Linked DNA regions of Homo sapiens: region 1 is linked to region 2. A link is a contact called in ENCODE Hi-C data. All regions are on one chromosome and are shown on one strand. Each heading gives the region's core, a stretch centred on a gene start or an enhancer-like site at or near the end of the contact. The rest is flanking DNA. Distances are from core to core; before and after follow the strand shown. Region 1 has its middle 18 kb from the start of CTBP1-DT. Region 2 overlaps FGFRL1 (fibroblast growth factor receptor like 1).

Region 1 (2,700 bases), core at 166-2,665, 250 kb before region 2:
AAAAGCTCAGAAAACTAAGAATGGAAACAAAATTTCTCAACATGATAAAGGGTATTATGAGAAACCCATAGCTGGGCAGGCATGGTGGCTCATGCCTGTAATCCCAGCACTTTGGGAAGCTGAGTTGGGATGAACACTTGAGCCGAGGAGTTCAAGACCAGACTGGGCAACATAGTGAAGGCTCGTCTCTCAACAAAAAAATATTTAAAAATTTGCTGGGCATGGCAGTACACACCTGTGGTCCCAGCTACTTGGGAGGCTGAGGTGGGAAGATCACTTGAGACCAAGAGGTGGAGGTAGCAATGAGCCAAGATTGTGCCATTGCACTCCAGCTGGGACTACGAGCAAGATTCTGTCTCCAAAAACAAAAACAAAACATGGCTGTGGGTGGTGGCTCATGCCTGTAATCCCAGCACTTTGGGAGGCTGAGGCAGGCGGATCACCTGAGGTCAGGAGTTCGAGACCAGCCTGACCAACATGGAGAAGCTCAGTCTCTACTAAAAATACAAAAAATTAGCCGGGTGTGGTGGTGCATGCCTGTAATCCCAGCTACTTGGGAGGCTGAGGCAGGAGAATCGCTTGAACTCAGGAGGCGGAGGTTGCAGTAAGCCGAGATCGCACCCATTGCACTCCAGCCTGGGCTACAAGAGTGAAACTCCGTCTCAAACACACACACACACACACACACAGAGCTAACATCATACTCAGTTGTGAAAGACTGAAAGCTTTTCCCCTAAGGTCAGGAACAAGGCTCTCACCACTACTATTCAACAGCATACTGGAAGTTGTACCAATGCTATAGACTATGGGCGGCAAGCCACCCAGGTGCCGAGGCAAGAGACCAAGGGCACGAGCTGTTCCAGTGTAATAAAATACATAAATAACAAAAGTTATACTAAATATAGATCATAGATATAATTATATATGAATATCATTAATCATTAGTTTGTAGCAATTACTCTTTATTCCAATATTATAATAATCCTTGCTCTACAATTACAACCTAGGAAAAACCAGGCCATACAGAGATAGGAGCTGAAGGGGCACGGTGAGAAGTGACCAGAAGAGTATGAGCCCTCTGTCACTCCCAGACAGGGCCACTAGAGGGCTCCTTGGTCTAGCGGTAACGCCAGCATCTGGGAAGATGCCCATTACCAAGCAGACCATGGTCTAGCTGTAGCATCAGTGCCAAGGAAAAGCACCCGCTACTTAGCAGACTGGGAAAGGGAGTCTCCCTTTTCCCAGGGGAGTTTAGAGAAGACTCTGTTCCACCACCTCTTGTGGAGGGCCTGACATCAGTTAGGCCCGCCCGCAGTTATCTGGAGGCCTAACCATCTCCCTGTGATGCTGTGCTTCAGCGGTCACGCTCCTGTTTCACTTTCATGTTCCACTCTGTACACCTGGCTCCGCCCTCTAGACAGCAGTAGCAAAATTAGTGAAAGTATTAAAGTCTTTGATCTTTCTAAAAAGAGCATAGAAAAAATAATGACCTAAGCTGTCCTCTCTCTCTCCGCTTTGGCTACCTAACAGGGAAGGGCCCCCTGTCCAGTGGACACATGACTCACATGACCTTATCAATCATTGGCGATGACACACTCTTTACTCTTTTGCTTTGTATCCAATAAATAACAGCACAGCCAGGCATTCGGGGCCACTACCGGTCTCCACGTCTTGGTGGTAGTGGTCCCCCGAGCCCAGCTGTCTTTTCTTCTATCTTTTTGTCTTGTGTCTTTATTTCTACAATCTCTTGTCTCCACACATGGGGAGAAAAACCCACAGACCCTGTAGGGCTGGCCCCTACATAGACAAAAAAAGAAATGAAAAACACCCAAATGGATGGGAAGTGGTAAAACGATCTCTATTTGAAGATGACATAATCCTACATATAGAAAATCCAAAAGAACCCACAAGAAGGTACAATAGCTCATAAACAAATTCAGCAAAGTTACAAGATCAACACATCAAGACCAACACGCAAAATTCATTTGTTTCTGTGCATCAGTATTGAACAATTCAAACAGGAAATTAAGTAAACAATGCCATTTACAACAAGATCTAAAAGAATTAAATACTCAGAAATAAGTCTAACCAAGGAGGTGAAAGACTCGTATGCTGAAAATAGAAAAGATTGCTAAAAGAAATTAAAGAACACCTAAATAAATGGAAAGACATCCCATATTCATGGATAGGAAGACTTAATATTGTTAAGATGTCAATACTACCCAAAGTGATCTACAGATTCAACACAATGCCTATCAAAATTCCAACAGCCCTGTTCAAAGAAATAAAAGTAGATTCTCAAGTGTATATGGAATTGCAAGGGACTCCCAACAGCTTAAATATGAGGAATTTAAGGCCTTTTAAACAACAGGAATATTTATTTAAGATCATGCCTAAGTCTTCTCAGGGAATCTTCTGGAGAGGGAACTTTCCAGGGACGCCTTGGATCCTCATGATGTTGGTGCTTGGTGTGGTCTGGGAGGGCCTAAGTGTTCTCAGGGAATCTTCTGGAGATGGAACTTTCCAGAGATGCCTTGGATCCTTCTTCTGGAGAAGGAACTTTCCAGGGATGCCTTGGATCCTTATGACGTTGGTTCTTCATGTGGTCTGGGAGGGCCTAAGTGTTCTCAGGGTATCTTCTGGAGATAGAACTTTCCAGAGATTCCTTGGATCCTCATGATGTTGGTGCTTGGTGTGGTC
Region 2 (2,700 bases), core at 186-2,685:
AGACTCTCATACCACCCGGTCATCGTCCCCTTTGAAAGGACTGTGGGGTGGGGGTGGGGGACAGCCAGTTTTCCCATTCCACACAATGCCGAGGGGCAGGGCGTGCTGTGGAATGTCCCCTCCATCCACCCTGTGACAGCCGCTCCTTCACTGAGCCCAGGACCAGGCTGTCTCAGGCCGCACCCCCAGACCCTGCTGGGGCCTGGGCCAGGCTCCTGTATTCAGAAAACGGGCACATGTACCCTAAAACTTAAAGTAGAATTAAAAAAAAAAAAGAAACGGGCCAGCCCAGCTCCCAGGAGCTCCACCCGAGGGCCCCACACCCAGGAGCCCAGCGGAGCAGGCGGGGTGCCGGGTCCCTAGGTATGGAGGGCGTGTCTCTCTGGACACCTGTCCAAGCCCAGCGCCCGGGCCCCAGGCGCAGAAGAGAACAGAAAGGCCACGCATCCCGGCGGCTCCTCTGAACTCCGAAACCCGAGCCTCAAAGTCACAGCCGACGGCCGGCACACCCTGCCAAGGCCTCGGGCCCCAGCCCTTCTGTGGGACCACTGCCTTCGGCTCCCGCCCTCCACCCTCCGCCCTCCGCTGGGAGGAAGGCTCCGAGGCTGGAGCCTGACGGGGACAGGAACGGGACAGGATACCTGGGGGATGGTGGCAGAGGTGCAGCCAGCTGAGGTGGGGCAGGGCACCGAAGGAAGGCTTTCTGCCGGGGGCTGGCTGACTCTCGGGCCCCAGGTGTGTCCCCGTCCGCCCTCCTGCACACCCCTGCCTGGCTCCAACCCAGCCCATGACCTCTGACCGCAGCAGCGACTAACCCAGCACGACGAGGGTGTAGTTGACGCTCAGGCTGCCGAAGCCGTTGGTGGCCTTGCACACGTACACGCCGGCATCCTCCCGCTCCACCTGCTTCACCTTCAGCCCCTGCGGCAGCACGCGGAAGCGGCTCCAGCCGCTGTGGATGGTGCGGCCATCCTTGGTCCACATGGTCAGCGGCGGCGGGTCCCCCTCCACTGGGCACTGCAGCCGCACAGTGCGGCCCAGCCGGGCCACCTGCCGTGGGACCACCTTGTCCGCCATCTTTGGGGGGCCTGCGGGTGGGACCGAGGAACAGTCAGCGAGGAGGGGCTTGGGGTCCGGAGCCGGGGGGGCGGTCAAAAGGGGACCCACGGCCCAGCACAGACCTCGGGCCTGAGCTCCACCTGGGTCACCTGCCCAAGATGAGCAGAGGGGCCGAGGTGCAGTGCCCCTGACCCAGGCCTCAGCTGCCCACATGCACCAAAGCCCTGAGCACTGGCCCAGCAAACACCACGTCAGCAGCCTCTCATGGCCGGGGCAGCCCCGTGGCCCCAGAGGCTGGCTCTTTGAGACACGAGAAGGGAGCAGGGTCCCCAGAGGATGCAAAACAGCTGCGCTTGGTAACTCTCGAAAACCACCAACCAAAAGGGCAGAGTCTCCTTCTGGTCATACAGGAAGCAGCCGTACACCCGAGGTCAGAGGGGACAGTGGCCCCCCAAGGACAAGGGCAGTAGGGGGATGGGGGGCCTGGTGGGTCCCAAAGAGGCCCCAGGCCCCTCACCTAATTCCCACCCAACCATCAGCCCAGGGCCCAGCCGGGCCTGGGCATGGGCCAGCGACCCCACAGCTATCCACAAGCAACCGAGCACGGCGGGCTGCCTGAGCCTGTGCAATGTGTGGATGAGAGTCTGTGCAGCACCCACGTCTGTGTCAATATCAGACCTGAGTTCAGGGACCACAGATGCCCAGGTCTGTCTGCCCACCCCCAAGGGCCGTACCCTGCCAGGCACCTTAGCCTTGAGGGGGCATGACCCCAAGGCCCTGGGGTCAGAGAGCAAGCCTCTGGAGAGACGTAGCTCGGGCTGACCACGGGCACTGCCGCTCCTGTCTGGGGGGCAGCCAGTATGTCCTCCCACCACCTGTGAAACCCACAGGAGCAGAAAGGCTGCGGCTCCACATGGCCACCTGCACCATCCCACCCTATGTGGAGAAGCCGAGCCCTCCTTTCCTGGCAGAGGCCTCCTTTCCTGGCAGAAAGGAACCCACCCCATCCCCTGCCTGGGTCCCCGCCCCACCCCATCCCCTGCCTGGGTCCCCATCCCACCCCACCCCCTGTCTGGGTCCCCACCTCACCCCTTCCCCTGCCTGGGTCCCCACCCCATTCCCTGCCTGGGTCCCCACCCCACCCCCATTCCCTGCCTGGGTCCCCACCCCGCCCCATCCCCTGCCTGGGTCCCCACCCCGCCCCTTCCCCTGCCTGGGTCCCCACCCCGCCCCATCCCCTGCCTGGGTCCCCACCCCGCCCCTTCCCCTGCCTGGGTCCCCACCCCGCCCCATCCCCTGCCTGGGTCCCCACCCAGCCCTGCCCCTTCCCCTGCCTGGGTCCCCACCCCACCCCATCCCCTGCCTGGGTCCCCACCCCGCCCCTTCCCCTGCCTGGGTCCCCACCCCGCCCCATCCCCTGCCTGGGTCCCCACCCCAGCCCCACCCCTTCCCCTGCCTGGGTCCCCACCCCACCCCATCCCCTGCCTGGGTCCCCACCCCGCCCCTTCCCCTGCCTGGGTCCCCACCCCGCCCCATCGCCCCATTCCCTGCCTGGGTCCCCACCCCATCCCCTGCCTGGGTCCCCACCCCATCCCCTGCCTCAGTCCCCACCCCACCCCATCCCCTGCCTGGGTGCCTCTG

Evidence for each region. A loop is a pair of places that touch in the nucleus more often than their neighbours do. Pooled maps may share reads with other maps.
Region 1: a loop to region 2 is called in a pooled map, with 4 times the contacts of the local background. The contact joins two enhancer-like sites. A Hi-C loop is called at or near these places in 1 of 168 maps with a recorded cell type or tissue (chondrocyte), 2 of 37 single-sample maps with no recorded cell type and 13 of 50 pooled maps.

What each region holds. Positions count from the first base shown.
Region 1 is chr4:1,266,551-1,269,250 of GRCh38, reverse strand. No RefSeq gene overlaps it. Among named protein-coding and RNA genes, the nearest start is that of CTBP1-DT, 18 kb to the right of the region's middle. RefSeq lists an enhancer at 1,293-1,422. Within about 2 kb of position 1,415, at least 7 of the 41 ENCODE cell types and tissues checked have a DNase peak (open chromatin) inside an H3K27ac peak, as active enhancers do.
Region 2 is chr4:1,020,591-1,023,290 of GRCh38, reverse strand. FGFRL1 (fibroblast growth factor receptor like 1) reads right to left here. Exons shown (of 7, transcript NM_001004356.3): 3 at 816-1,088. Among named protein-coding and RNA genes, the nearest start is that of FGFRL1, 10 kb to the right of the region's middle. Within about 2 kb of position 1,435, at least 3 of the 41 ENCODE cell types and tissues checked have a DNase peak (open chromatin) inside an H3K27ac peak, as active enhancers do.